3 separate regions of the Mus musculus genome follow, and all the other regions are linked to region 2. The links are chromatin loops, found by intact Hi-C in ENCODE. Cell type or tissue: left cerebral cortex. All regions are shown on one strand. Each heading gives the region's core, and the rest is flanking DNA. Links, peaks and the distances in the headings are about the cores only. Region 1 holds the start of Pdcl3 (phosducin-like 3). Region 2 holds the start of Chst10 (carbohydrate sulfotransferase 10). Region 3 has its middle 8.8 kb from the start of Gm35171.

The links. A loop is a pair of places that touch in the nucleus more often than their neighbours do. Peaks named below come from ENCODE experiments on the same cell type or tissue, not always from the same donor. Only the 100,000 strongest peaks of a DNase experiment are listed, where the experiment ranks them.
Region 1: a loop joins it to region 2, with 8 times the contacts of the local background. A loop is called at or near these places in 6 of 42 quality-filtered maps.
Region 3: a loop joins it to region 2, with 2.2 times the contacts of the local background. A loop is called at or near these places in 6 of 42 quality-filtered maps.

What each region holds. Positions count from the first base shown.
Region 1 is chr1:38,982,845-38,993,188 of GRCm38, reverse strand. It overlaps Pdcl3 (phosducin-like 3), which reads right to left and starts at 5,375. Exons shown (of 6, transcript NM_026850.4): 1 at 5,340-5,375; 2 at 1,814-1,943. The coding sequence starts at 5,345. In left cerebral cortex, for the core only: no CTCF peak of the experiment used is centred there; DNase peaks (open chromatin) are centred at 5,495 and 6,012; H3K4me3 peaks cover 1,890 bases; H3K27ac peaks cover 1,419 bases.
Region 2 is chr1:38,892,720-38,903,063 of GRCm38, reverse strand. Chst10 (carbohydrate sulfotransferase 10) reads left to right here and starts at 4,904. Exons shown (of 7, transcript NM_145142.2): 1 at 4,904-5,174; 2 at 7,008-7,127. The coding sequence starts at 7,106. It overlaps Gm51581, which reads right to left and starts at 6,454. Exons shown (of 3, transcript XM_030243909.1): 1 at 6,409-6,454; 2 at 5,431-5,662; 3 at 4,114-5,347. The coding sequence starts at 6,454. The coding sequence ends at 4,714. In left cerebral cortex, for the core only: a CTCF peak has its summit at 5,028; DNase peaks (open chromatin) are centred at 5,390, 5,522, 5,771, 7,099 and 1 more place; H3K4me3 peaks cover 2,079 bases; H3K27ac peaks cover 1,528 bases.
Region 3 is chr1:38,966,870-38,977,213 of GRCm38, reverse strand. No RefSeq gene overlaps it. Among named protein-coding and RNA genes, the nearest start is that of Gm35171, 8.8 kb to the left of the region's middle. In left cerebral cortex, for the core only: no CTCF peak of the experiment used is centred there; DNase peaks (open chromatin) are centred at 3,940 and 5,267.

The DNA of each region.
Region 1 (10,344 bases), core at 1,077-9,076, 90 kb before region 2:
CCTGTGCCTTCAACACTTAGTTGATCCTGATCTAAGGAGTGAGTTCCAGGATAGCCAGAGATACATAGAGAGACCCTGGCTTCAACCCCCCACAAGAAAAAAAAAAAAAAAATAGGACCCAGTTCTTTGTCTCCTTTTCTTCTTTATCTGTCGAATCCCACAATACCAGGAATATGCTGACAACTCCCAACATGTATGCCTCCAGCCGTGACTCTTCTAACTCAATAAAGACAAACCCAATTCCCTGCCTACATCGCTAAGCTGGGCTGGAGAGAAGGCTCAGTGGTCACAGAACTCGCTCCTCTTCCAAAGGAGCCAAGTTCAATTCCTAGCATCATGTCAGGCTGCTCACAGCTGCTTGTAACTCTAGAGGGTCCAATGCACTCTTCTGAACTCCACAGACATTCCACTCGCAGACACAAACCCACAGAGACATATACACACATAATATAAAAATCTCCACATTACTCTGTCCTAAACAGTTGTCGAGCTGCCTGTAAGCCTCTGTACCCTGCCATGGCACCTCTGCCCCTCACACAGCCCAAGCCAGGCAGTCTTCTTGTCTTTTCTCTCTCACATGACACATGGATCATCGCCAATTCTGTTGGCCCTCTTTCAAAACATGCTCTGAGCACCTGTTGTGAGCTCTACCACAGCACCGGTCCAAGTCAATGGTGTGGCTTGCCTGAATTACTGCACACATTTTAGACTGGTCTTTCTGCTGCTTGATTTCACACTACCACTACCAATGTCCATGCTCAATAAGGTGGTGCTGCTAAAATCCAGGACAGGTCATTCTGTTTCAGCCTCCAGTAACTTCCCATCATGGCAATAAAGCTAGGCTCTTCACCATAAGACTCAGGATCCAAGTGGGCTGGTCCTTAGAGGCCCTGTGAACTCTCTACCGCTTTCCCTGACATCAAGACACCAAGTCCTTATGAACTCTCTAAGGTCCCAAGCCACCTCTCTCCTGCTGAAGTAGTTATCTCACCTCCTTCAGGTCTACTCAGATCTCACTTTCTTACTGAGCCCCCTCTGCCCAACTGCCAGCATCTCTCCCACCCTCCAACCTTCCTAACCTGCCCGGCCTTACTGCTCATCTGTTGCTCTGAAACATAAAGACACAGACTTCTGTCAGCCCTGTGTTCCACTAAGTCCCCATTACCCAGAACAACACCCAACACACAAAAATCACTCAATTAAATTAAGCTGGATACATCTTAAAACATCTTACTCTAAACAAGCACTCTCATATGAACAGGGCAAAGGTCTCTCTCATCAGCATCTCTCCGCCGGGAAGTCCCTGAAGGCATCCATCTACCAGTCAGACGCTTGGCCTCACACATTCTGACTCAGCTGGGATCAAGCACATCTAGGCCAAAACTGGGGGGATCTGAGGCAGGTGGAGAGACCTTAAGAAAACCTCCCTTGGACACGATGCTTCTCACACATCTCATGCTTCCCCAAATCAAATAAACTATTCTATGTCAATATTCTGAACCAGTCTACAGGGATTAATAAAGTACTACCTAAGAAAGTGCCACAAACACTAAAAATGTTCATTTCTAGGGTACCGTGCGAAAGTAAAGCTCAGAACAGAGTCATGTGCTCCTGTGACACAGACAGGGACTATGGGCTGCAGGTGGCTCATTTGCCACTCTGCGAGTCACCCGTCTAGGCACCACACACAGCCTTGATGCCGGTGCCCCAGCTCTGCCTCCCGGCTCTTGTCCAAAGGAAGTCTGTCTACTACAGCGGTTGGTGGTTTGCTTCCAATAGACACAGGACAAAGGAAAAGATGGAGCAAGCTCACCCACTGACTGCTGGAGGAGCTGCTCCTCCTTCTCCGCCTCCTCCTCCTCCAGCTCCTTCAGGCTCTCCTTCGGGGGAAGGATGCCCTTTTTACGTAGGATGTCATTCCACTCGGTGTCTGCATTGGGGTCCTGGAAGGGGAAAGACGAGGATGTGGTGAGGGCAGAGCCAGGAGAGAAGGCATAAAGTGACAAACGGGAAAGGTGGTGGAGAGCAGGGAGTTTGAGCTACTGTGCAGCTGGACGAAGAGGGCAGGAGGAAGAGGGAGGCTGGCCCCCGTTGTAGTCTCCCTGAGGAGCCAGTGTTGGAGGAAAAATCAGGAAATAACAGGAAGATTGGCATCAATACTGAAAGTAAAGCTTTGACCTGACTTTTGTCTAGTATGCTCATTCCTTAAACAAATTTAATTTAAAACTGTAATAAACTTCTATGACATTGCCCAAAGTGAATCTGACCATAAGGCCATGGACTGTGGGGCTGTGGTACGTCTTAGTCTACTAGTTCCCAGGCCCAGGAAGCTGATGACCAGAGACGGCCCTGGCTTTTCTGAGGTCTCATGGTGACATGATTCCGTGCATGGATTTTTAGGTAGCTACTTCTGTTGGTTTGTTTTATTGTCAACCTGACATGAACTAGAGTGATGTGAGGAGAGGGAGCCTCAAGGGAGAAAATAGCTAATCAGGCTGGCCTGTATATGAGCCTGTGGGGCATCATCTTGACTGACAGATGTGGAAGGGCCCAGTCCACCTCAAGCAGTGCCACCCTGGCAAGGGAGCCCTGAAATATATGAAAAGGCAAACAAAGCAGGCCAGAAGGGACAAGCCAGTAAGCAACAATCCTCCAAAGATCTCTGGTCCTCATACCTGCTCGCAGGCTCCTGGTTGAGAGCCTGCCCTGCCTTCTCAAGGAGTTCTCACAGGCAAGAGGCAAGAGGAAGAGGGAGGCTATAAATGGGCACCGGCGATCAACATTATGAACTAACCAGTACCCCGGAGCTCTTGACTCTAGCTGCATATGTATCAAAAGATGGCCTAGTCGGCCATCACTCGAAAGAGAGGCCCATTGGACACGCAAACTTTATATGCCCAGTACAGGGGAACGCCAGGTCCATAAAAGGGGAGTGGGTGGGTAGGGGAGAGGGGGTGGGTGGCTATGGGGGACTTTTGGTATAGCATTGCAAATGTAAATGAGCGAAATACCTAATAAAAAATGGAAAAAAAAATATATAAAAAAAAAAAAATGGGCACCGGCACAAGCTGCACACTGTTATGGAGACAAGCTGTGTCGTGTGCACTGAGCAACAGGCTGTTGGTCCACGGGGTTATATGGACCGAGTTTACAGAGGTGGATGCTCCAGAGAGGGCATTTAATTATATGAGGGTGGAATGGAGTCAGCAAGAGTGAAAGAGAAAAAGAAAACAGCAAGCTTTAACTTTAATTAAGTGTGATTAACAAGTTTACTTAGGAAATATTATGTTACACAGGAATAAGAAAACAAAATTAGAAACTGCCTCTGAATTGAGACAACAGAGCTAAAACTGAACTACAGATAGTGGGTAGTCTTATGAGAACTCGCCCCGAGCTACAATCATCTGAAGAACAAGATTCTCTTTTTTTAAGACTTATTTATTTATTTTATGTATGTAAGCACACTGTACTTGTCTTCAGACACACCAGAAGAGGGCATCAGATCCCATTACAGATGGTTGTGAGCCACCATGTGGTTGCTGGGAATTGAACACAGGACCTCTGGAAGAGCAGACAGTGCTCTTAACCGCTTAACCATCTCTCCAGTCCTAGGGCATTTTTCTTAATTGGTGATAGATGAGAGAGTTTGTCATTGTCAGAGTGACCACCGCTGGGCTGGTGGCCCTGGGGTCTATAAGAAAAACAGGCTGAGCAAGCCACAAGGAGCAAGCCAGTGAGCAGCACCCTTCCAGGGCTACTGCATCAGCTCCTGCCTCCAGGTTCCAGGTCTGCTGAGTTCCTGGCCTGACTTCCTTCAGTGATGGACTGTGATATAGAAGTGTGAGCCCAATTAACCCTTTCTTCCCTGGATGCTTTTGACGGGTGGCGGTAGTGACCCTAAGACCCTGGCTCCTGCTGCTGTCGACTGCTTATCCCTTCCTTTTTCTCAAAGGGGTGAACATCCACCAGTTCCCCTTCCTTGAGAAGTGACCGCCAACGATACAGCAAACACTGTCTTAACCAGAAACCTGCGCATTTCAGCTTCAGAAAAAACAAACAAACAAACAAAACCCCAAAACACCAGGAGACGACTGGCTAACCCTACATAAACCATGAAAGGTGTCTGCTTGAAGCTGGGCCTCTCTAAACAACAGGTCAGAGCTACGCAACGATACAGCAAACACTGTCTTAACCAGAAACCTGCGCATTTCAGCTTCAGAAAAAACAAACAAACAAACAAAACCCCAAAACACCAGGAGACGACTGGCTAACCCTACATAAACCATGAAAGGTGTCTGCTTGAAGCTGGGCCTCTCTAAACAACAGGTCAGAGCTACGCACTAATTAAAGAAGGTTTATCTGAGTCCTGAGAACTCTTCCCCAACGAGAGGAACCTGGAGACCAAAGGAAGTTACATTCCAGGCAGAGGGACCTGAAAATGCAAAAACGCTGTGACATGCTGACTGACCATCTGTCTGTCCTGAGAGCCTGCAGTAGACTTGGGGAAGAGGAAGACTGTGGCTAGACCCACAGACTTCCCTAAGCTTTAGAGTCTAAAGGATAAATCTGAGAATAGCAGACGCCTGGCCTGCTCCAGAGTCACTCCTGACGGCTAATGTTTAGTAAGCACAAAATACTAGGTATATCCCTTTACTTGAGCCTGTTCTTGCCTCCCAGGTGTAGGTGTGGCCGGCTTGCTGAATGTGTAGATGACCACCCCCTCCAGTCCCCAAGGTCTGTCTCTTAAGCCGGAGCCCACAACTACACGGTCCATCTACCCTCCATCCAGACTCTTCAGAATCCTTAAACACAGCCACATAGAAGGTTGGCGACAAAGTGGCTGACGCATACTTTTGCTCTTCTAAGGCTATTCCGATGCGGTTCTCTAACACACTTTCTTTGGGCTTTTGTCTAATTCCAGCTCAAAAAAGGAAAAAAAATTGCTAAGGAGTTCCACCTTTCTTCATATTAGAAATTAACAATAGTCGTGAGGCCTAGAGTTCAGATCTGGAAACCAGAAAGCACTCCCAACGGACCATCTAGAGTCAGCTCTAGATGGCAGGAGGGTCGGGGCCTTCATCAGGCCTGGAGGAGAACGAGCCCAAAGTCCGGTGCCTACCAAAGGACAGAGATTTGCGGGGCAGGACGCACCGGAGCAGGAGTGCCCAGCCCAGGAGGCCGGAGGGACCGCACCCGCCCTCTCGCAGTGCGCCTGCGCCGGGCCTCCCCGCAGTCCGCCGAGTTCTGTAACTAATCCATGTAGACCCGGCTCCGGGTCTGGCGCGAGCCCACCAAGCCAAACGACCGCAGACTTGGGGTCCCGAGCTCGCCACACTCACCTGCATCTTGCCTTCAGTCACTCAAACCAGCCCTCTGCCCCAGCCCCTCCGCTCCTCTCCGCGCACGCGCGGCACCGCCCCCTCCGGTCTTCTCCCCGCCCCCAGGCACGAAAAGGGCGGAGCCAAGGAGGAAGTGAAGACTGGAGTCTGCGCCTGGTCCTCAGGAACCCGGGCGAAGGCTGAGAGCGTTGGAATGACAGGCCGTGCCTCCGGTGGGTGGGACTATAGGGTGACGTCATTCGGGCCATGTCCAGGCGCTACCTTGTTAGGGAAAGTGGCTGGTTGTTTGGGGCTGACCCGAGGTAAGCATAGGTTCTGCGACTTCCCGGGCCGCCAATCGGAGCCTGTCGGAAGCAGAATTGCCTGACAGTGACCCGATGCTAGGATTAAAAGTGACCCGGGTCACCTGGAGGTCACACACCTTCTCTGTTGAATGGGATGAATTGCTTATTGGGTTTGTTTACTGAGCTCACTGGGTTTGTTTAGAGCATAGTCTAACCTCTGCGGTTACAGCATCAGATTTGAGAAACCGGTGGAGTGGGGAACGCCTGGGCTCCACGCCCCTTCACCCTCACAAAAGGAAAAGGCCACAGTGAGAATCATTTTCTCTGGTTAATACCAGACTCGTGTGACCCTGAGCAAAAGCACAGGCTCCAGGGCGATCCACAGCATTCGGAGCTGGAACTGAGAGCACGGGAGTTAAAAGGCCTTCCACAGCCCTGGACTACCTTGCTGCCTCTGCTCAAGCACACACCGTGGGTACACTTTGGAATTACCAAGGAGCTTTCAAAACTGCAGGTGTCTAGGTGTGGTAGTTCACATCTATAATTCCAATACTCAGGAGACCCAGCCAGGGCTAGAGAGTGAACCTCTGTCTATAAAAACAAACAAAAACTACAGTTACACTAAGGTGTTATTTCCAGACAACTTAAATCCCTGCAGCTGAGGACTCGGAACTGATAATTTCTGGGGAATAATCACTAATATAGAAAAAAAATTACACTATTCCCTGAAAAAAACAAGGAGCATGGATTTAATTTAACCCAACACATTCCAACCAGATTACAGACAGACCTTTTAAAGTGTTAATTAATTTGCCTAGTGTTGTGAATGAATTTTCCCAGTTTTCACTTCCAAAATCAGTTTGTGAGATAGTTTAACTTGAGGGACTTTGATCACAGGCTTCTCTCCACCGCACAGCAGTAAAGCAGGTGTGGTTTGCCCTTTCCTTGCTCCAGGTGGATCCACTGAAAGATGTATCCTGGTGTATTGGAAATAATGTTCCCAGTTGCTTTTTACAGCAGGTGTGCTTCAGAACAATCCCCTGTTAACTCATTGTCTTGACTTTTGGTTTTATTACATTGACTACAACATGGATAAAGTCTTTAACTGAATACACACGAGAAACAAACTGTTCAGCTGAGCCTTTAATTGGAGATTACATCATGAGTTCTGAGACAAGCCTCGGCCACAGCATGACACTGTGTATAAATCTTAGTTGACTGGGGAAGGTATGTAGACCTTCTATGAAGGACGTAGGAAACACTGGATAGTCATTTGGAGGCAGATAAAACTGAATTCCTACTTTACGGCATACACTACAATTTAAAGAAGAAAACTCATTAAAGGAAAACATGGGCTAACTTAACTTTTTTAAAGACGGGGTTTTGCTATGTAAGCCAGGCTGACTTTGAACTATTCTCCTGTGAAAAGAGCTATTGGGTTTGCTTCTATAAATTTGTCAGGAATTTGGCATTGAGCCAGGACATGGAAGCAGGCTCAAGATCTTGACCATCTTGATAAGTTCCTGAATACCTCGGGACTTTTTATTGCCTTGTTTGTTCCTTGACCTAGAACTGACCTTATACTTTGTATGTACCTAGAATGATATAGAAGTGGACTGGAGAAAAACAAACCCTCTTCAGACTCAGCACTGGCTGGAATCATGTTATAATGCTGTCTAATTGCCTTTTTCTTTTCAATCCCCCCTCCCTCCCTCCCTTGAGACCCTGTTGACTGAGCTGCCTTGGTCACTCGTACTGTAGTTAGTGGCCATAGTAGGTAACACTACAAACTATGCTGCTGTACTTGGGTTAATTTTGTAACTTAGAAATGGGGGGAGGTAGGGCAGGGAACTTTTCAGACTATTACTTAAAACCAAAAATAAATCAAAAGAGAAAAATGAAAAGATTTAATCACCCTTTTGTTTAGGAATAATGTATATAAGCCCAGTGCTTTGGGTATAAAATAAAAAGTTAAGTAAAAATATAGTTACATGTGGTTGCATCTTTAATTTTACAAATGGAAACAGAGACATATACACACACACACAAACAGAAAGCAACATTGTTAACTATAGGGAGAAGTGAGATCTGGGGGCAGGGATAGGAGTAAGAAACCTATAGCAAATTTTTATTTAAGAACTGTGGCGGTTAAAATGAGAAGTAGCCCCGTAGTTTTCAGCATTTGGTTCCTAGTTGGTGGCATTGTTTGGGAAGATTTAGGAGGCGTGGCCATTGTGGAGGAAATATGTCTCTGGGTCAATACTGAGAGCTTAAAGTCTTGTGCTACTTCCATTTTTGCCTTCTTTCTGTTTCCTGCTCACAGCTGCAATGTGAGCTGTTAGCTTTCTGCTTTGGTGCCCATCTCTTGTTGCCATGTGTCAGGGTTTCTATTCCTGCAGAAACATCATGACCAGGAAGCAAGTTGGAGAGGAAAGGGTTTATTCAGCTTAAACTTCTATACTGTTGTTCATCACCAAAGGAAGTCAGGACTGGAACTCAAGCAGGTCAGGAAGCAGGAGCTGATGCAGAGGCTATGGAGGGATGTTACTTACTGGGTTGTTTCCCTTGGCTTGCTCAGCTTGCTTTCTTATGGAACTCAGGACTATCAGCCTAGGGATGGCACTGCCCACAATGGGCTGGACCCTCCTCTCTTGATCACTAATTGAGAAAATACCTTACAGCTGGATCTCATGGGGGCATTTCCTCAAGGGGGGGGGGGACTCCAAACCTCAAGCTGTGATAACTCCAGCTTGTATCAAGTGGACACCCAAAACCAGTCAGTACACCTGGCTCCCCACATGATGGACAGACTCATCACTCTAGAACCAGAAGCCAAAGAGACCTTTCCTTCTGTAGGTCATTTCAGTCCTGATGTCTTATTACAGCCATAGAAAAGTAACTAAGACAAGACCAGGTACAATAGTGTGGTATATGACATGCATTCAATCTTGGGGCCCTCTTTAAGAAAAGAGTACAAAATTATGACTATAATATGATGGCTATAAGATCAGTCACAAACATGAGTGTTCATTTACACTGAAAAAAAGAAACTGTTAGACCCCCAGAGCCCAGGTATAGAGAACTCAACCCCCAGAAACACAGCTTGACGAGCTGTAATAACAAGAGGTTTTTATTCCGATGCGCATGGGGCTGCTCAGCCTCACAGGGAGAGTCAACCCCGATTGCTTAAAACACAGCTAATCTATACTTTTTGTGAAGGGGCTCACACACCTATTTTATTATTGGCTAATAAAGCAACAGTATAATTTTAATTTGGCAGGAAACTTAGTCAGCAATCAGCAAGGTCAAAGCAGTTTGTAGTTTTCCTCAGAATTCAGACCGAGGAGGGGTAGGGAAGTTTTCTCAAGGATGGTCATTTCTGGCAGCTGTGGTCTTTATGACCACTAGTCTGTCTGTCCCTGCAGATAGGGAAGGGACCGGCTGGTCTTGAATTTGTTTACACTGACAGGGAAAGGGAAGATTCTTTAAGTGGCAGGAGACAGTTGAAGATAGAGTGGCTGCTGCAGACAGCTTGCAGCAGGAGATAGCCTGAGATAGGGGAAGCAAGCTCTGCAAATAACTTTGATATACATTAATTAAGCTAAAGAACTCTATTTCTTCAAAACAATAAAAATGATCAATTTGTAAAACATTGACTAATTCCACTAATATAATAGAACTTAGAAAAATGCCATGCTTTTATTAACTTTCAGACCTTTAGAGTAACTTCTGGCTTCTGCTAATTTGAGTCAAGATTCTTCTAGAACTACTCAGATATCTCATTTGAGGGACAGAGCCTCAAAGCATTCATGTTGGATTTTGCCCACTGACCCTGACACAGTGTCATCTCCTGTGTGAAGGCCCACAGCCTTATTCCTATGGTCATTTTCCCCCTAGGATGGCCAGTGATAACCATGCCTAGAGTTTTGGTTGGTTTTGTCAACTTGACATGAACCTAGACACATCTGGGAAGAGGAACTCTTAATTGAGAAAATGCCATAAGTAAGACTGGCCTGTGGGCAAGTCTGTGCAGAATTGTCCTGAGGGCCCAGCTCACTATGGGCAGTGTTATCCTTGGGCAGGTGGTCCTGAGTTGTGTAAGAAAGTAGGATGAGCAAGCCAGAATCCCTTAATGGCCTCTGCTTCAGTTCTAGTGTCCAGGTTCTTGATTTCCTTCAGTGTCATGGTTTGAATATGTTTAGCCCAGGGAGTGGCACTATTTGGAGGTGTGGCCTTGTGGGTGTGGGCTTTAATACTCTTGTCCTAGCTACCTGGGAGCTAGTCTTCCACTACCAGCCTTCAGATGAAAGATGTAGAACTCTCAGCTCTGCTTGAACCTTGCCTGCCAGGACCCTGCCCTGCTTCCTCCCTTGATGATAATGGACTGAACTTCTGAACCTGTAAGCCAGCCCCAATTAAATGTCCTTATAAGCGTTGCCTTGGTTATGGTGTCTGTTCACAACAGTCAAACCCTAACTAAGTCAGGCAGAAATGGAGTATGACCTGAGAGTTGTAAGCTGACAGGAACCCTTTCCTCTGTGGCTTGCCAAAGCTGCTGCATCTGGAACAGCTGGTTCTACAGTTTATTCTACGAACAAAGCTTTGCAATACGCTATGCCACAGAGCCACAGCAACAAAGCCCCATGGCACTGGCAGAGACAGTAGGCACAGAGTCCAGTGACATAGGACAGGGGAGCCACAAGCAAGTCACACAGCTTCTA
Region 2 (10,344 bases), core at 934-8,933:
AACCATTACTACAACATGGAATCCAAATGCTTATCAATGGGTATATTTGTTTCCTGTAACATTAAATCATTGATGGAGTAATCACTTATAAACTTATAAACCTAACACAACTAATTATCTGATTCCTGAGACACTCACAGGCATCCTCCAATTCAATGTGATCTTGAACTAACCACATGGGGCTAAGGATTCAGTTGCTCAGGTTAAGCGCTTAGTCTCACAAGACTGCCTTTTCTTTGACGTCAGAAACACACTTCCTCTAGTGAGGAAACTTCCCCAAGTTTCCACTACCTCTCAGAATAGCACCACCAGTTTGTCGCCCCACAACTTGAGCCTATCCTGGTCACTTCCTATTCAAGCCATAATACCACAGCCCCACGTTTGGCAGCTTGCTAAGACATCTCCTAGAACGTAGGGAAATGATTTACTAAATATAAGGTTTTATTGTAAGTCAGCAACAGCCAGTAGAGGTGGAGCCTGGGGCAAGCTTGTGTGTGTGTGTGTGTGTGTGTGTGTGTGTGTGTGGTGTGGTGTGTGTGTGTGTGTGTGTGTGTGTGTGTGTGTGGTGTGTGTGTGTGTGTGTGTGTGTGTGTGTGTGTGTGTGTGGTGTGCCAGGTTGTAAGGACAGGACACTGAGCCACTGAGCTTCCAGAACTTCCATGAGTTCTCCAGGCAACTTACTTTTCAGCCCTTAGATTTGCTCTTCTGCCTCTAGACTCGCCTCAGGAACCCAGAGGTTTTCATGGCGGTTCCATAACAGAAGCTCCGTCCGTTCACTCAATCTCCCACCCCTCTCAACCTTCTCACATGATAATGCTCACAGTCCCTGCCTCCTAGTCAGGCAGTCTTTCTGGAAAACAGCTCCACTTGAGCCCAGCTACAGTTGTTTAACTAGAACAAAAGGCACTCCCACTTCCCAGGAGGCCTTAAAGGAGGTAGGATCTTCCCTTAGAAAGCAAAGGCCAAGCAAGCATGCCTTCCTCACATGATACCATTGTTCTATCTATCATCTATCTATCTATCTATCTATCTATCTATCTAGTTATAATACTACCAGTCTCAACAGAAAAAAAAATGGAATCTTACTAAATTCACAGTGGTGGATGAAAATATTCCAGAATATTTTGTGTTTAAATATTGTGTTTAAATTAACACAAGATATTACATTTTATCACTGGCAAGGAATATCACTCATTTTCTTTGAAATGACAAACCCATCTCGTTCATTTAGGAAGCGAAGTGCCCGTTCTACCGCTCAGATTCAGTAGCCATAATTTAGGAATTACTTGGCAAATGGGATGGCGCTAAGATGCCTTTGAGGTGATCACATGATGTCCTGGGCCCAAGAGCCAGCTCCAGAAGAGGTGTTTACACAGACATGCATGGCCTCCAGACAACCTCCACCCTTTGCCTTGAGGTAGGATTCCTGTGTACTTCTCATCTGTACGGCTAGTTTTTGTCAGAGTGACAAAAATCTGGGAAAAGGGTCTCTGTGAAGAATTATTAAGCTCTGTTGGCTTGTTGGTAGGTCTATAGAGGATTGTCTTGATCATGTTAATTGGGGCGCATGGGGGGGGAGTTTTTTTGGGGAGAGAGACTTGCCCATTGGAATGCACACAGTTCTCTGGGTTTGGGTCCTGAACTCTATAAGCATAAAAAAGGGCAATGAGCCCAAGGAAGCACCCCTGACTTCATCCTCTCTCTGCTTCCAGACCACTGAGGCTGAGGAGGATGACCAGCTGACCTCGAGTTTCTCCTGCTGGGATGCATTCCGTCTCTCTGGAATGATAAGTCAACACAAAGCCGTTTTCCTTGTCTTAGTTATGTTTCTATTGCCATGATAAAACATAGTGACCAGACAACTTGTAATATATAAAGCATTTAATTGGGAACCCACAGTGCCATAGAATTAGAGTCCATGACCATCATGTCTGGGGACATGGCAGCAGGTAGGCAGGTAGGCAGTAGCTGAGAGCTGATGTCTGATCCACAAATACACAGAGAGAGAAATAACTGAGAATGATGTGGGCTTTGAAACCCCAAAGCCCACCCTCAGTGACACACCTCCTCCAAGAAAGCCACACCTCCTAATCCTTCCCGAATATTTCTACCCATCGAAACCTCTACACTCTTTTAATTCGTTGCTTTTTTTTTTTTTTTTTTGGTACAATACACTTATTTTCCATACACTGCTGAGGGTTCAACTAGACTTAATTTTATAAAAACACAGTTCAAGGTACAGACTCTCACATATAAATCAAGCAGGAGATAAAATGGCTCCACAAAAGAGAGTCTCAGCAGCTTGAGTCAGGCTCGGAACTGGTGCTGTGCTCTGAGTAGATTTCTTGCCGGTACGTCCTCGGAGCCATGGATTTCCCCAGCACTTAGCAGAACATGTTCAAGGGGTTGTCAAGGTTGTGTTCTCTTAGTGTGCTCTGCTTAGGGAGAAAGATGGTCCTGGTAACAGACAGGTCAGACCACTTGTTTGGGGATGGCCAGGCAGATGTTGGAGTGGTTGCAGGAGTGAGGAACTTCACTGTGGATGTGTGGTGAGGGAAGCCATTGGGGATCTCCAGGGATCTCCCTTCATTGAATCAGCTTCATGGATGGTTCCTGTTCATTTGAAAACAATTGTCTGAATGGCTCCTGCTGTAGCCTGTTGTTCACAGGAATTGGGAAGCGCAACAGGTGGACTTTGCAGAAGTGGGCAGCAGCTGGGTCACCTTTCAGGAGTCCATTCTGCTGGTGCTAGCAGGAGGCCCTAAGTTGCTTTATTATTATTATTATTATTATTATTATTATTATTATTATTATTTTGTCACAGCAAAAGTAATGGCTCTAAAACACCACAGACCACAGGACCTATCACGCTTCCTAGAGGACAGCCTCTCTCCTGTGAGAATATGGTGTGTAGTGGAGAACTGTCTACTGCTCTTGTTTTTAGAAGAATCTGTTAGCTAAACTATAGGACTCTTAACCCACAACAAGACAGTATGGAGATACAACTGTAGCAGGAACTGCAAGGCTGAGTGGACCATGGAGCTGAGTCATCTTATACCCAGCGGTGTCAGACAGAGGCTGTCTTTTAATGTCCTGACTCAAGTCAAACATGAGCTCAGGTCTCACTGGGATCTTTGAATGAGACAGAGCCTGCTTCTTGGTTCAGGCAGGCTTACCTCAAAGAATTAAGGACCTAGAGACTCAACAGCCACCCATGCCACTCAGAGCCAGTGGATCCCATTTAACATTGCAAAGAATGACCAGCAAGGACAGGACAGTAGAGAAAAGCTAGCAAATCTTTATTGAGGCAGACAGAGATGCAGAGAACTCACAAGGAATTTGCCAATGTGGCCTTGGCTGGATCCCCTTTTATACTCAGAAATTAAGCCTGATTGGGCAGAGCTGAGAGGCTCCTGTCTGTCTGAAGTGAATGGATGTGGAAGAGACTGGCTCAGGGTGGGGGGAAGGTAAGAGACAGGTCAAGGCTCAGGAAAAGCCTGATGGTAGGAGGCCAGCTGAGGAAGACCCACCAGAAGTTCTGGGGGAACAGAGGAGGGGTGGCAAGATGAGGGAGGGACTGAGGAGTCAGGAGGTGAGGTGGGCAAGGGCTGGCCAGCCATTGTCAGGACAAAAGTCAGTCATAATCTTCATAAATTGGGCCTTTTAAAAGTCACAGCTTCTGAGTGAAACGTACAGAAACTGGACTTCTGAATCACACAGAAGCTGTCTTCTCGGAGCCTGGCCCAGTACTCCTGGGCAGGAGAACAGCCTTGGAGATAATGGGGTCTACTCCCCATTCACTGTCTGTGTTGTGTTCCTGGGGAGGCTTCCTGTCTGCAGATGACTCCTTCTGACTGAGATAAGTTCACTGAGAAACCAACCCTGCCAGTTTGTAAAAGTTTTTCTCCAGACATTTCTTAACCAGTTCTCTCTCTCTCTCTCTCTCTCTCTCTCTCTCTCTCTCTCTGTGTGTGTGTGTGTGTGTGTGTGTGTGTGTGTGGAGAGAGAGAGAGAGAGAGAGAGAGAGAGAGAGAGAGAGAGACATTCTCTGTGTAGACCTGGTGGAAGTTGCTCTGTAGACCAGGCTGGACTAGAACTCAAGAATTTGCCTACCTCTGCCTCCCTATACTGGGATTAAAGTGAGCCACCATGCCCAGGTAACCAATCAGGGTTGTTAAGAAACTATGAATGGGGCTGGAGAGATGGCACAGCAGTTAAGAGGTGGTACCACCTTTGCAGAGGACCTGAGTTCAGTTCCTAGCACCCACACTGAGTAACTCACAATTCCCTCTTAAGTCTTGCTGGAAGGGATCCCACACTTTTCCTGACTCTGTGGGCCCTATATTCAAGTATACACACCCACACAGAGATGCAAACATAAAAATAATAAAAGTAATTTTAAAAAATCTATGGATAGAGGAAGGTGTGGTACCTAGCATTTACCATGCCCTGCATCCCTGAGGCTGAGAAAGGAGGATTGCCTCACGCTGGAGTCCAACCTGAGCTTCGGAGTGAGTTACAGGTAAGCCTGCACTCCATTGAGGCATGGTCTTTTAAAAAAGAAAAAACAAAATAAAACAGAATAGAAACAAATGCAAATAACTAAGGAAGAATAAAGATTTGTACTATACCAAAGCTCAAGCGATCTGACCTTTCCTCAGGTCAAAAAAAATTTTTTTTTTTAAAGAATGATTGTTGATCTACTTATGTGTTTCATTGTCGTTGACATTGTTGCGTTTTCCTAAGTTTTGGATTTCCTTTGCCTTCTCCAAGGTGTTTTCTGCGCGGTGCGGCTGGGTTGCTGCATCTGTACAATTTCTCCACAGGCCAATGGGGACCAGGAGGCCTGGGATGGTGGGTGCGCGGTGCGTCCTCCTGGCTTCCTGCAACGTGGACGCGCGCGCGCGTGCACAGCGGTGGCGGCGACGACGCGCAGGACCAGGCCCACACTCCCGGGCGGCAGTGGGCGGCGGTCTTGCACCCCGAAGCTCGCACGCGCCCGGCTTCCTCCTTCCGGCGTGGCTGCACCCCTGCACCCTGCAGGAGGGTAGGCGGGTAGCGGTGCGGAGGTCTGGGCAGAGCCCGCCTCCGGGGCTCCGGGGACGCCCACAGGCCCCGCGAGGCCCGAGCAGAGCGCCAGCGGCTGGGAGGAGCGCGAGCGCCGATGTACGAGGGTGAGCTGGGAACTCGGGGGTGGCGGGTCTCAATGAAGTGCTGTCCCCCACCCCTTTGCCGGGTAGACAGAAGGGTGGTGGACTCGGTTTTCCTCAGCGAGCTACCTCGGTGTGTGCTGTGGCGACTTAAAGACGTCCCTGGATGGAGAGATTCCTGGGAAGAGCCTTCATCACTTAATTATGCAACGAGGCGGCGTCCTTGTGCTGGATGCAGTGATGAATGGAATCGATGATACTTGAACCATCCATCGTCTACCTTTGCCACCCTGGGATGGAGACTTGCGTTTGTAAATGTGGGGTGGGGTGGAAAGAGGAGAATGTTTTCCCACTTGGGTCCCAGGAGCGTGCTGGGAAGGAGGACTGGAGGGAGGAACCTGTGCAGCCTTTGCGAAGGAGCGCACGGTTGAGCGCGGCTCCCGGGGCGCTAGGGGAAGGAGTTCTGCCTGCGAGCAGGTCCTGCTTGCTGGCCCATACCTTCACCAAGAGGTCTGTCAGAAGTTGGAGGTCTAGGCATCAATTACTGCACTTTCTGGCTGGAAAGATGAAACAGGTTTTCCAAAAGCTGGTGCTTTTTCGTTCTCCAAGTCTATTCAAGGCAGGAAAGGGCAGGGCAGTGAATACAAAGTAGCTCAGCCAGGCAGGTTCTGGTTAGCCACAAGGAGTTGGGTTTTTGCGCTGGTCTATTGGAACTGCCAGAGCAGGATATGTCTTGAGACATTCTTAAAGTGAGACAGCTCAGCTTCGTTCCCGCTTGCTGATCACTAGCCACGACTTCATCTTTTCTAAGTGACTGGGTTAAAAAGAAAAGACACAAAGAGAGAAATGACTTTCTACCTTCAGTGGTCCCCAGGATAATTAGGACATAGTTTATCTTAAAGCAGAATTGGAGTTTCAAGATGAAAAGAAAAATCTTCACATGTTTGCTCTTGACCCTCAAGAACAGAAGAAATTCCCAAGAAAGCCGCCCCCTCCCGGAAAGGAAAATAGAGTTTTGTTTGTTTGTTTGTTTGTTTTGTTTTTGCAAAGTTGAACAAAGAGCATCAGAAAACACTTGCAAGTATTCTGTGCCACTTGCAGTAATATTTGGGTCCGTTTTGAAGAATTAGGAGAGAGCCAGGAGTACGGTGGGGAGAGAGGACTGACTATATAAGACCCTGAACTTGAGATCTTCTGAACCAGACAGTTTTCTCATCACACAGTCTGGAATTGCTTAAGCTATGTGAGGCGAACTTACCATTAATTTTAATACTGAGGTTTTCCTGTTTTAGAATAAAGGCCATTGTTTGTTTATTGTGCCAACAGCCCTACCTATGATTTCTCTAATGCCACCAGGTTGACGTTTATTCCATTATTCATTTATCAAGTGACGTTTGTCTAGAATCTGCCAGATGCTAAGGCTTGACAGAACCCAGAGTGTATCTGTCATTGGAATAACTCATGGTTCTGTATAAAAAATTATTTACCCAACATTTAGCAAATAAAACAGTGGAATTGGATTATTCATGATAAAATATATTTCATTAATAATTTTAATTTTCTTACTGAATCACAGAGATGGTTCTTAAATAGCTGGCTCTTATGCCACATTTGAAATACATTCTTGCTTATCAAGAAATACAGACGCTACCTGCTTTTTGTGAGGAACCTGTTCTAGAAAATATGCATGAATATTCCAACTGACTGTTTCCCATAGAAACTAAGTTATATTAAGAAAATTGACCTAACTTTGAGGGGTGGTTTTGGTCTTTTGTTTTTGAGATGGGGTTTATGCAGCCCGTTCTGACTGCAAGCTGTGCAGCCGAGGATGGCCTTGAATTCTCACTGTTATTTCAGACCATCCCACACAGTGACAGAGGGACCATAAACCTCAAGAGGAACAAGTCCAGCTTGGCAATGTGACGCCTCCAAACCCAGGCCGCAGATGGTCCGTGATGGAAAATGTGAACCCATCAGGTATTTAAGATCATGGCTTTTCAATATCTGTAGTGCCTCCTGTCTCTCCGATTTAGACATCTCAGGGACATAAGCCCCTGCTGATGGCTGTGTATGCACACACTCAGAAATGGTTCCTGAAATGGCGTGCATTGCAGCTAGTGCTGGCTTCATACCCGATGTACAGTCTCTGGACACTCTCCCTTACTCCAAGCTTCTGCCTCCACCACTCTTGTATCTCTCACTGGACAGAGTTAGGATGTTTTCTTCTGCTAACCAAGGACAAGCGCATCCTTCTAAGGCAGGGTTGGGAGGACGGCAGTGGAGAAGACAGAGGGGAATTCTGAACTACGGTCCAGAAGATCATGCACTGTGAATTTAGAAGCTCAATGGCCTGTGATAGAACTCTCGATGTAGACACATGCATACACTGTTCTGTGCCTTAATAAGTTGTAGTTTGATAAATTTGTTGCTACGTCACAATTCAAAATTGAAAAGTATGGGAGGGCGGGTAATATCCCCTTGTTCTGGCCTCAGGTCTGGTTCTCTCCTCCCCAGGGTCCCTCCAAGCCTAGCAGCTCCTTGGTATTACCAGGTTGTGTGAGGTTTCCTTTGGATCTATCTGGACGTGCTGCCAAAGTTCAGCATTGTAACTGTGGAGTCAGAGGTGTGGTGGAGTAAGGACCCGGCCTCCACCTCTTCCACAACTGCCCGAGGCTTACAAGGGACACTGACCTCCTTGTAGTTTTCAGAATTCTAGAACCTAGACTTCCCATTCACCTCTCCCTCATTTGCTCCATTTCTCCTGTCGCCAGTTTTTTGTTTGTAATCAAAATTAGCTTTCTTATAGCCGAGTATGCATTCAAAGATGCAGGTTCAGTTGTTTTTTTCCCACCCAGGTGTTTAGTTGGATTCGTTATAAACAGGGAGCTGAGATCTGCATGTGGTCTTGGTATGAAAATGTTCAGGGCTGGAGGATTGTTCTTTTCTGGTGTTTGTAATTGGTGCACGCTTTTACCTTATTTATTTTGCACATACCCCGTGCATGCGTGTGTGCTCTCAGGAATCTGTGCCTCTGAGTGTGTGTGTGTGTGTGTGTGTGTGTGTGTGTGTCTTTACAAGTATATATGTGGCAAGACACAGCATGTGGAGGTCAAAGGACAACTTCTGGGAGCCAGTCTTTTCTTCCAACGTGTGACTCCCAAGGATTGAACTCAGGTCTTCAGGCCTGTTGATCACATTTAACCCTGAACCACCTCACTGGTCCAATCTGTGCATTTTTAAAGGCTGACATCAAAGAATTGGGAGTCACACAGCACTAAGGCAAAGAAGCTGCATTGAACGGGAGCTGCAGTGCATGGCAGGCCTGCCCCTTACTGAGTGAAGAGCTGGTGGTATGTACCAGAAGTCCTCAGAGCCCTGGTAGGATGTGAAAAGGAGCCGCGGATCAATTGGGGTGATAAAAATGTATTCAAGCTTAGAGGGAGATGCTGGGGTTAGGGGGCAAGCAACAGTCTGCTGAATAGTAACTTTATGTCCTTTAAACTAGTACTGAAAAACAAAGACAAAACACCCAGGTCATTCCTCACTCAATTAACTGCAACATAATTTCTTCCTACCTTTGAGAACTTACATTCAGACTAGTGAACCAGGGTACAAAGCACCACCAACAGAACTGAGAAATCTCATCTCTGCCGGAGAGCTGAACCCTATAGAACTAACAGGAGTCCAGGATCTGGCTTTGTGCTCTGTTATCAGGGTGCTGCCTGAACTAGTCCGTTGTGAGAATGGCCGTGCCCTGTCAGTCCTGTGGACTGCTTGCCCCCTGCATACACGTGTCTATCTCTTTGCTCACCCTTGAATGCTATAGCCAGCAGCAGCTCCCAGTTACCTAGATATGGCCCAGAGATGGTGTCCCAGGCAAGTGGGCATGCCCAGTGTTGAGAGTGGTGGCAGGCATGTTCTCCACTAAATCTGTCTCTCTGAAATGAATGACCACTACTTTTAACACCACTCTATCCCCCCTCCTCCCCCAGGCCCTAGCTTTCCCGCCCTGACCCTTCCCAGTTACTGATCTGCACAGATCTCTCACCTAGCACATGAGCCTCTCTTATTAGCATTCAGTACTAGAGCAGAGAACATGTGTTGTCGCTGTGTTCCAGGGGGCTCTGACGGCAGTTGGTGTATTCCTGAATGAGTGACTGGCTAAAGCCTGTATAAACAGAGTTGACTGGGCCTGTGTGCCACAGGACCTTTTTAAAGAGCGTTTTCTAAACCAGCTAGGCATGTGATGGATGGGATCCGTCTGGGAGAGGCTTTGTGCTTCAACAACAGGGGAACATGGATAGCTGAGACAAACAGATCTACAGGCATCCCTTTTTTAAAATGCAGGAGAGACTGGTGATGACAGACGTTCTTATGTGTGCTGGCTCTCCTTTGTTTGAGAGAGAAGAGAGGTGCAGGCTTTTCATGGGCTCTGTTGTTCTTTTCTCCCTAGCTCTCTTCCTCTGTACAGTCACCAGTTGTGTGTGTGGGTTTTCAGAGCCCACCCCTTGGCTCGTTGGCATCTTGTGTACCACTTAATGACTGGAAGGAGGAAGGCTCTGAAGATGGATATGCCAGCTCCCAGGGGGCTGGGGCTCTGTGTGCAGGTGCACGCTGTGCCCAGAGCAGTGTGAGACATGCTCAACTCTGCCACCACCATTAGCTAGCTGCAAGTGGCATAGTGGGGCTGTATTGGCTCCTCGAACAACGGGGAGTTAATTACAGCAAATGCCAGGCCTTTTAAAGGCTATTTATCACCTAGTTACAGGGAAGCACTAGCCTTTCGTGGAACCCTGAAGGAAAGCTGCATGCCAGGTCCCAGTCCCCTTGCAGCTGGACCTTCACAGCTTGGGATGGTGGCAAGCCCGCGGGAGAAGATCTGTATTTAGGGATACAGTTCAGACAATAGGGCATACTTAGAGAAGCGAGGCTGAAGGAATTGGGGGTACTTTTTTGTTTAGAAAATAGGGCACATTGTCATAGGGTTTCTTTCCCCATGGGCATTAAATCTTAACTCTACAGTGTCTACTTGGGGCAGTGATGGAAGATGGTCTTAGATTCTAATTAAACTGTTTTTCAGCCATTGATCAAGAACACACTTAATTCAGAGCATCTGTGGACTGCTGTGGCTCTGTGAGATTTTACAACCAGTCCTGAAAATGGAGGGAGAGTAGCCATTCCTCTGGAATACACC
Region 3 (10,344 bases), core at 822-8,821, 74 kb before region 2:
TGTGGTTGTTGGAATTGAATTTTTTTTAGGACCCCTGCTCACTCCAGTCAACCCTACTCACTCCGGCCCAAAGATTTATTTATTATTATACATAAGTACACTGTGGATGACTTCAGACGCACCAGAAGAGGGTGTCAGATCTCATTATGGGTGGTCGTGAGCCACCATGTGGTTGCAGGGATTTGAACTCAGACCCTTCAGAAGAGCAGTCAGTGCTCTTACCCACTGAGCCATCTTGCCAGCCCAGATTTTAAGTTTAAAAAGAAACTCTTATAAGGACAACATTTAATTGGGGCTGCCTTATAGGTTCAGAGGTTCAGTCCATTATCAGAGGCAGGAGCATGACAGCATCCAGGCAGGCATGGTGCAGGAGGATCTGAGAGTTCTACATCTTCATCTGAAGGCTGCTAGCAGAATACTGACCAGTCAGTTAGAATGAGGGTCTTAAGCCCAAACCCACAGTGACACACCTACTCCAACAGGACCACACCTTCTAATAGTGCCACTCCCTGGGCTGAGCATATACAAACCATCACATCCTACTCCCTGGCCCCCGGAGGCTTGTCCAAATATATGAGTCTATGGGGGGGGGGATACCTAAACATAGCACAATGCAAAATATGTTTTGTCCAACTTCAAAAGTCCCCATAGTCTATAGCAGTCTCAAAAATGTTAAAGGTCCAAAGTTCACTAATGGCCACTAATGGCCGTTAAACACTTGAAATGCAACCAGCATGTTTGGAAAAACTAAATGTTTTATTTTATTTAACTTAAACTTGGCTTTAAATAACTGTATGCATTTGGTGGGCCTGGAATCAGACTGCACATTGTGAAAGCCATGCTACAGTTGTGGGAAGAGGATGGGGATATTCCCTTCTTGAGCCAAAGAGCTTATGTAAGCCAAAATTGGGAGGTATGTCCTGACAACTTAGAGGATGTGTCTGTTGGTCAGGAGGAGAGTCCTAACAAACACTTTAAAACTCATGGCTTTTGCTGTCAGTCAGACTTCTCAGCATGCACTTGTCTCTGGGTCCAGGAGATTACAGCATCCTGCTCAACACACGTATAGAACCACGGAGCAACAGACTCCCAAAACGGCATCATGTGGGAAGAGGTAGTCTCTAGTACAAGCTCTTTCAAAGTTCTTCAAAGATTATCAAGACCTTCCTTTCCTATGTCAACCCCCAACTTGGTGAGCAGAGGGTGAGTTATATGAACAGTGGAGTCAGAGAGGTCTCTCAGATCCTCCCCTGGCTCAAGACCCCATCCAGAGTGGATCCATTCAAAGATACAATAGCTCTAAAGTCTTCATCCTGACTTTTGCCTCAAAGTGAGCAGCATCCCACTGCCCAGCCTCTTCTGCCCTGTCCTTGTGTCTAATAAAGTGGGTCTTTCCTTAGGCTGGCTTCCTGCTGGATGCCCAGAGCAACTCTTACACTTCTGGCAGGAGATACATGAAAGTTCCACTTCGTGTTTCTCAGTAATGCTTCACGCTTACCCTGGGAAAAAGAGATCACTGGTGCCTGGAATGTGGCCGAGAGTTGGGTGGAGGGGAAATAGCATTCTATCAAGCTGAGAATCTCAGAGGAGGTGGTAATCTTGATGGCTGGCCTTCCAGGGGTATCTCCCCATTTGCTATTTTTTGTGTGAAACAGGAAGGAGGTGGTGTATGTAAAAGCATCGATTTGCCAGGGAGGACGGAGTTTTCCCTTCCTTGGTATTGCTGCACATCCCCTGGCATCTGGAGGAACAAGCTTAGCTTGGGAGGAGAACAAGCTTTAAAAAACAAAACAAACAAACAAACAAACAAACAACCAGAACCTTGTTCTTGGTGGTGACCTGAGCCACTTAGAGGAGAATCAGCAAGGCCCTAGTTGGAGAGCCTGTGGAAGGATAGGGTGTGAGGGACAGGGGTGTGCTGGCTCCTGTGTCTTGCAGGAATCTTCTGGGTTCTCCCATGGGTAACCTATCATACTTTCTCTTTGTGGCTGCAGGGTTAAGCAAAATCTGTCTCTTTGTGCATCCCCTTTTGCCCCTTGGAGGCAGATTGTTTACCACTATATCCATAGTAAGGTCAATATTTGTGGAAGGAATCTTCTTGATTTAATCTGCTATTCTCCAGCCATCTGTCTACAGCCCCTTTGATGTCTGGAAGGATCCAGGACCCCAAGGAAGGAACAAAGTCTTCTACACATCCTTGTATTCCTCCCCACTGTGATATTCATAGCTACTCAACAAGGGGAATCTATACTCAAGAAGCAGACTTGGAGGTATCTACCAAGCATCAGTGCCTATGGCCAAAGTGCAGGAGCTAGTCAAGAATGGGGCTCTGCCAGCCAAGAAGAGCAGAGTGATCATACCCAAGTGTCTTAGATTGGGTCACTATTGCTGTGACAAAACAACATGACCAAAGACACTTGGGGAGGAGGGCTTATTTGGCTTACACTTCTTCATCACAGTTCATCATCAAAGGAACTCAAGACAGGAACTCAAGCAGGGCAGGGACTTGGAGGCAGAAGCTGATGTAGAGGCCATAGAGAGGTGCTGCTTCCTGGCTTGCTCCTCATAGCTTGCTGAGCCTGCTTTTTTATAGAATCCAAGCCCACTAGCTTGAGGTGGCCACACCCACAGTAGGCCACACCCGGTCATTCACCAATTAAGAAATGCCCTACAGCTTGCCTACAACATAATCTTGTGGGGCATTTTCTCAAGTGAGGGTCCCTCTCTCAGATGACTTTAGTTTGTGCCAACTTGACATAAAACCATTCATCTAGCACACTAAAAGGAAGTCCTGTCCAATCATCTTGACCATGCCCAGCAATGGGGTACTCAACAGGTTATACTTACCAGTAGTCATATTAAACACTTTTGAAGGTTCACTCATTTTCCTGTGACTAGAACAGATACCTGGTGTAATCAGCAGGTAAAGACCTAAACTTTAGGTCAAAGGGTTGGTTTTTTTTTTTTTTTTTTTTAGGTCAAAGTTTTAGAAATTCTATCTACAATCAAGTGATCCATTGCTTTTGTCTTCTGCTTGAGTACACAAAATGCCACATCTTCAGTATCCTAGAAACCTCCCACTTGTAACCATTTCTTAATGGTCCTTCAACATTCAAGAACGCCACTACCTTGAGAGAAAGTCTTTACCATATACACCTTTAGGGTAGCATTTCTCAACCTAAGCATTTCTCAACCTGTGAGTTATGACCGTTTTTTGGAGTCAAAACACCTTGTCACAGGGGTTGTCTGAGACCATTAGAAATATTTGATATTTATTTACATTACAATTAATAACAGTAGAAAAATTACAGTTATGAAGCAGCAATGAAAATAATGTTATGGTTGGGGTCAGCACAGCATGAGGGACTGTATTAAAGGGTCGCAGCATTAGGAAGGCTGACAGCCACAGTGCTGGAAAATACTTACGAGCCAAACTTTGGCATCTCAAGAGCTCATGTCCACACATCCCGGTAGTGAAACCCAAGGCTCCATGAAGATCTGAGAAGGCTCAGGTTCCAGGCCGTGTTCAGTGCTGCACAGGTACTGTCTGAATATAGGTTAGATGTTATTCTATGAATGAGCTCTACCAGATTTTAGAATGTGTTTGAATTGCTGGTGTTTTTCGATTTGATCCTAAGGCAGTATTTAGAAGGTGCCTGTGGAGCATCAAGTAGCAAGTTTTCTCTTACGAGCCTGAGTTTCTTTCAGAGCAGTAAGGCCACTTGAGATATACAGGAAGACCCAAGAATGCATACACACCTTGACCTATGAAGTCACGGTGATTCACGCTGGTTACTCAAGCTGCTTGTTCACACAGCCCCACTCAAGGATGCTGCTGTCACAGGCCTCCTGGAAATAGGCTTTAGAAAGAGGATTTTTTTGAAAGCCTGGAATCTATTTTTATAGCAATGAGCACAAGCACCTTTTTCATATCAAATGGTTCTAAAAGCCTCCGTCCGGAATGCTTAGCCATCTCGTGTTGAGCCTGGGGAGTGGGCATGGAGGTTGTGTGAGTCTGTGAAGTGCCAAGATGAGTCATGGCAGAATTGAAGAGATGGGTGAATCAGAAATTGCTACAGTAAGTCAGCCTCATGCTCTGCTTTTGAGGTCCAGTGAGGATCTGACAGAATTCAACTGCCCACGCCCAGCCTGATCTCTTACTAATCAACCCCCGGCCTCCTGAGGGCCCCTGTTCTCACATTAAAAGCAAGCAGTGCCACACTGCTGTGATTATTTGAGGATAATGGGAAGGGTTCAGCTTTTCCTGTTGTTTAGAGTTTTTGTTCTCAAAGTCTAAAGATCACAGGGAAAATTAAAGTTCACAGCCAGGAAGCAGGAGCCAAAAATACCTGTACCCAGCCATGTTCTCTTTTCTATTCACTCCAGGACCTAGCCCATGGGACAGTACCAGCCACATCCAATCTCAGTCCGTCTAACATATCTAACTTATATAACCCCTCATAGACCCACCCAAAGTTTGTTTCCATGGTGATTCGTCTATGTTTCTTGTTTGCTTTTTAACATATAGATTCTATACATTTCATTACATTTGTACTGTCTTTTGTTTATTTCTCTATTTCAAGCGAGTTACTTTGACGATATTAAATTCCAATTATTCACTAGTGATAATCAGAAAACAAAGTCGCTTTGATACCTTGGCCATTTATCCTACAACCTTGCATGTTCATTTACAATTATGTTTGTGTCAATTTGGGGGATTATAGCTTTAACAAAGACAGACTTCCTACAACTAAAGACAGCTTTGTCTCTATCCTTCTTATTTTGTTTTATTTTTATGGCAGTAACTACTACTATTTCCAGAGTGCCATCTAATAGGAGCAACATACATATATGTATGTATATGTATATATGTATACATATATGCATGTGTATATGTATATATTAGATTTTGATAACTTTTTTCTCTGTTAATTGATAGAATCTGTGGTTCTTTTCTTTTATACCCTAAAGATATTGTTGTAGGGTTTGTGTAGCTGTGATAAATCACTGACCAGAAGCACCTTGGAGAAGAAAGGGTTTATTTGACATGTATGATATACATGTATATCATATATATACATGACATATATGTATATATAGCATGAGTTACTGTTCTTTCAGCTAACTGTGATGTTGGGTTTGTAGTGACGTCAGAGGCTACATGAAGAAGTGTTCCACAGGCGTTGGTAGCTGGGTGATATTTTGGAGAATCATCACATTTCCTCTTCAAATGTTTGGTCTAACTCATCAATGAAACCATATGTGCCTTCTCCTTTTTGGAAATGGTTTAGCTGTTGACTCAGCTCCGTTAACAGACATAAACCTACCAGTTTGCTTATGTCTCTTGGGAATTCTGACTGTTCTTATCATTTAAGAAAGTGACTCATGGACTAGAGAGATGGCTCAGCAGGTAAGAGCACTGACTGCTTTTCCAGAGGTCATGAGTTCAAATTACACAACCACATGGTGACTGTCAGCCATCTGTAATGAGATATGATGCCCTCTTCTGGAGTATATCTTCTGAAGCTAGCTACAGTGTACTTATATATAAATAATAAATAAATAGGCTGGAGAGAGCAGGACCGGAGCCGGCTGGGGGGGTGGGGGGGGGTGGGGAGAAAGAAAGTAGCTCATTTAATCAGAATTAACAAATTTGTAGTAGAGTTCTTCATAATATCTCCATTATCTTTTGGGGAACCAATCATGGCAGCCCAGCTATCCATCTCTAATACTGGCACTGTGTGCTCTCGCTCTCTTTCCTTGGATAGTTTGACTAAAAGTTTCACAAGCTGCTAGGTAGTTAGAGGACTTCAAAAACACGTACAGACTTCTCAAAGTGCTAGTTTTGGAGTTTGTTCGTTCTAATTTCCTCTTCAATGTCATTGATTTCTAGTCTGATATCTATCTATCTATCTGTCTGTCTGTCTGTCTGTCTGTCTGTCTATTCTCCTCATCCTCTTCCTCAATCTGTTCTCCTCCTCCTGTTCACTTAGGTTTATAATGCTTTTATTTTCTTCACTTCCTAAGGTAAAAGTTTGGGTTATTGATTATACATCTCATTGTAAATATAAGAATATCTAAGGATCTAGGTTTTTCTCTGCTGTTTTTTTTTTTTTTTTTTATCTATAACATCTCCTAAAGGCTCACGTGTTACAGCTTTGTCCCCAGCCCCTGGTGTTTATGGGAGGTGGAGGAATCTTAGGAGTTGGCCTAGTGAGATGAATCTTCATATGTCACAGCAGACATTGTCTTAGTTAGGGTTTTACTGCTGTGAACAGACACCAGGACCAAGGCAACTCTTACAAGGACAACATTTAACTAGGGAAGGTTTACAGGTTCAGCGGTTCAGTCCATTATCATCAAGGTGGGAGCATGGCAGCATCCAGGCAGGCATGGTGCAGGAGGAGCTGAGAGTTCTACATCTTCATCTAAAGGCTGCTAGCAGAATACTGACTTCCAGGCAGCTAGGATAAGGGTCTTAAGCTCACACCCACAGTGACACACCTACTCCAACAGTGCCACACCTTCTAATAGAGCCACTTCCTGGGCCAAGTACATACAAACCACCACATCCTACTCCATGGCACCCCCCCCCCGAGGCTTGTCCAAATATATGAGTCTATGGTGGGGGGGGGTCATATCTAAAAATAGCATAATGCAAAATATGTTTTGTCCAATTTTAAACATCCACACAGTCTATAGCAGTCTTAAAAATGTTAGAAGTCCAAAGTTCAAAGTCTCTTCTGAGATTCATCCAATCACTTAACTGTAACCCCCAAAGCAAAACAGGAAAACAGGTAGGCAAGCTCAAACTCCACATCTCCATGACTGATGACAAAACAGTCTTCAGATCTCCATCTCCTTTTTCATCTTTGTTGATTACAATAAACTTCTTTTTTCCTGGGCTGGTTCCAATCCCTGTTAGCAGATTTCCTCAGCAGATAGCCCATGCCTCTGTCATTTAGAACATCTTGGGGTTTCCAAGGCAACTTCAGTGTTACAGCTTCTTGTTTCAATGTCTGGGATCCATACATGATCTTCTGGGCTCCTCCAAAGGGCTTAGGTCACTTCTCTAGCTCTGCCCTCTGTATCATTTTAAGCTCAAGTTGATCTACTCCACTGCTGCTGCTGTTCTTGAAGATCATCCCATGGCAACTAGGCTTCACCAATAGCCTTTCATAGACTCTCTTCATGGTGCCAAGCCTCAACTCCTTTGCACGACCCTTCCAGTCAGTCCTGGGCCATCAACTGCAACTGAGGCTGCACCTTCACCAATGGTCTTCCAAGGCCTCTCACAGTGCCAGGCCTCAGCTGCTCTTCATGACCCCTTCATGTCTTCAAAACCAGTACCATCTGGGTGACTTCTTCACATTATCACATACTGAAGTTCTTCTCCACTGAAACCTCTTGGGCTAGGTCTGCACAGTTCAAATTACTCTCAGCAACAAAGTCTTACATATTCCTACTAGGATGGCCCATTAAGCCCCATTTAAAGCATTCTACTGCTTTTCAAATGCAAAGTCCTAAAATCCACATTCTTCCAAACAAAAACATAGTCAGGTATATAACAGCAATACTCCAGTCCCTGGTACCAAATTCTGTCTTAGTTAGGGTTTTACTACTGTAAACAGACATCATGACCAAGGCAAATCTTATAAGGACATTTAATTGGTGCTGGCTTATAGGTTCAGAGGTTCAGTCCATTATCAGCAATGCGGGAAGCATGGTAGCATCCAGGCAGACATGGTGCAAGAGGACCTGAGAGTGCTGCATCTTCATCTGAAGGCTGCTAGAAAACTGGCTTCTAGGCAGCTAGGATGAGGGTATTAAAGCCTACTCCAACAGGGTCACACCTACTCTAACAAGGCCACACCCATGCCAACAAGGTCACACCTACTCCAACAAGGCCACACCCACTCCAATAAGACTATACTTACTCCAACAGGGCAACAGTTTCTAATAGTGCCAATCCCTGGGCTGAACATATACAGCCCATCACAGGCATGCTCTTTGGGACTTCAAGTACTCCTCTCTTTGTGTCAATGAAGGTAAGGAGCTTTTTGTTCCACTGTGTGCTTCCACCATAATGGGCTGTGCTACCACAGGCTCAGAGCAACTGGATGGAGTCACCACAAACCACACATTTCCCTTTTTAAGTTGTTTATCTCAGACATTTTGTTACAGGGATGGAAAGCTGACTAATATATCCCCCAGCACTGCTTTAGCTGTGTGATACAAACCTTTGCAATTAATTCTCTGATTCAGCTACATCTTTACAGATTTTTTAACCTACTCCATATGTTACTTTTTACTTACTTATTTATTTATTGTTAGTGTGTGTGTGTGTGTGTGTGTGTGTGCGCGCGCGCGCGTGCGCGCGCACGCTCCCGCATATATGGAGGCCAGAGGTCAACCTCGGGTGTCTTCCTCAGTTGCTCCCCACCTTCTTTGCTGAGACAGGGCCTCATGTTTTGACCTGGAACTTACTGATCTGACTGGCTGGTTGGCTAGCAAGCTCCTGAGAGCCTCTTGCCTCAACCTTTTCAATACAAACACATGCCAGCACACCCAGGGTCTGCCCAGGGGTTGTAGAGTGGTCATGCATCCATTCACAGCAAGGATGATGTGAGTTCACACTCCAGCCCCAGCATTGACTAACTATATAGCATAGATGTTAGAATCCTCAACTGTAAAATTGGTTAGATGTCCTGCAGTCCTCACAATTGTTACGTTCTGTATGCCATTATTAGGTTCCTTGTTGGAGATGTTGTCTGAGTGGAATGTTTATCACGGTGAAATCCTTAGATTGTACCTCCTTTATTTTTGGTATTTTGACTTCCTATGACATCTGCTTTGTTTGAAGTAAATATAACACATTGTCTCTTATTTGCCTGGTATACCCTTCTCTCTGTGTTTTTAGCTACTTGAATGTACATATTAAAAGTGGGTACCCTATAGAGAACATATAGTTAGGTCTTGCTTTTTATTCCATGGGAAAATCTGCCTTTTAATTGTCCTCTATATGACTCACACTGACAATATTTTTAGTACAATTAGATAAATAACTTACGGGTTTGTGATTATTTTCTAGTCAATGCCCAATTCTACCATTGAACTCATTGATAATAAACTTGGTTACAGGAGGTGGCTGGTTCAGGCTCCATATCCCTTATTGCTAGGAGTCTCAGCTAGGTTCACTCTAATAGATTCCTGGGAACTTTCCACTGCCCTAGGTTTCTAGCTTGTCCCAGAGATAATGCTCCCAAATCCAGTTGTTTCATTCAGTATTCTCTTCCTCCATCTTCCCCCAACCTCATCCTTCCTGTTCCTATCCCCATCCCTTCCGCCCTTAAGTCCCCCTTCCCCACAATGTCTAATCTATTTCTCCTTCTCAGTGGGAATCAAGGTTCCCTTTTGGGGCTTTCCTTACTATTTAGCTGCTTTTGGTCGATGGACTGTAACATGGTTATTCTTTACAGCCAATGTCCACTTATAAGTGAGGGCATACATGTTTGTCTTTCTGGGTCTGGGTTACCTCACTCAGGAGGATCTTTTCAGTTTTATCCATTTGCCTGCAAATTTCATGATGTCATTGTTTTTAATAGCTAAGAATTACTCCATTGGGTAAATGTACCACAATTTCTTTATCTATTCTTTGGTCAAGGGACATCTAGGTTATAACCAGTCAAGACTTCCGATGGAGAGATTGGGACGCCAACACAGCCACAAAACCTTAGACGCATAATTTGTCCTGCCTACAAGATATGCAGGGGTAAAAGACAGAGCAGAATTTGAGGGGAGAGCCAACCAATGACTGGCTCAGCTTGAGCCCCGTGCCACGAGAAGGAGTCCATCCCTGACACCGTTAGTGATGCTCTGCTCTCCTTGCAGACAGTAGCCGAGTATAATTCTCTTAGGGAGGCTACATCCAGCAACGGATAGAAACGGATGCAGAGACACACAGCCAGACATTAAGTGGAGCTTGGGGAATCCTGGGGGAAAGGGGAGGAAGGATTGACAGGACCAGAGGGGTGAAGAACACCACAGGAAAACCTGCAGAATTAACTCACGTATAGGAGACTGAACTTCCAACCAGAGAGCATACACAGTGAGGACCTAGGCTCTATGCACGTGTGTAACAAGTGTGCACATGCTGCTGGTCTTCATGGGACTCTAACAGCAGGAGCAGGAGCTGTTTCTGATCTGTTATCTGCCTTTAGATCCTTTCCCCTAACTGGGCTGCCTCACCTCACCTCCATAGAAGATATTTCTAATCTAACTGCAACTTCATATGCCAAGGCTGGTTGGTATCCACAGGACGCCTCCTCTTTATTGAGGAGAAGG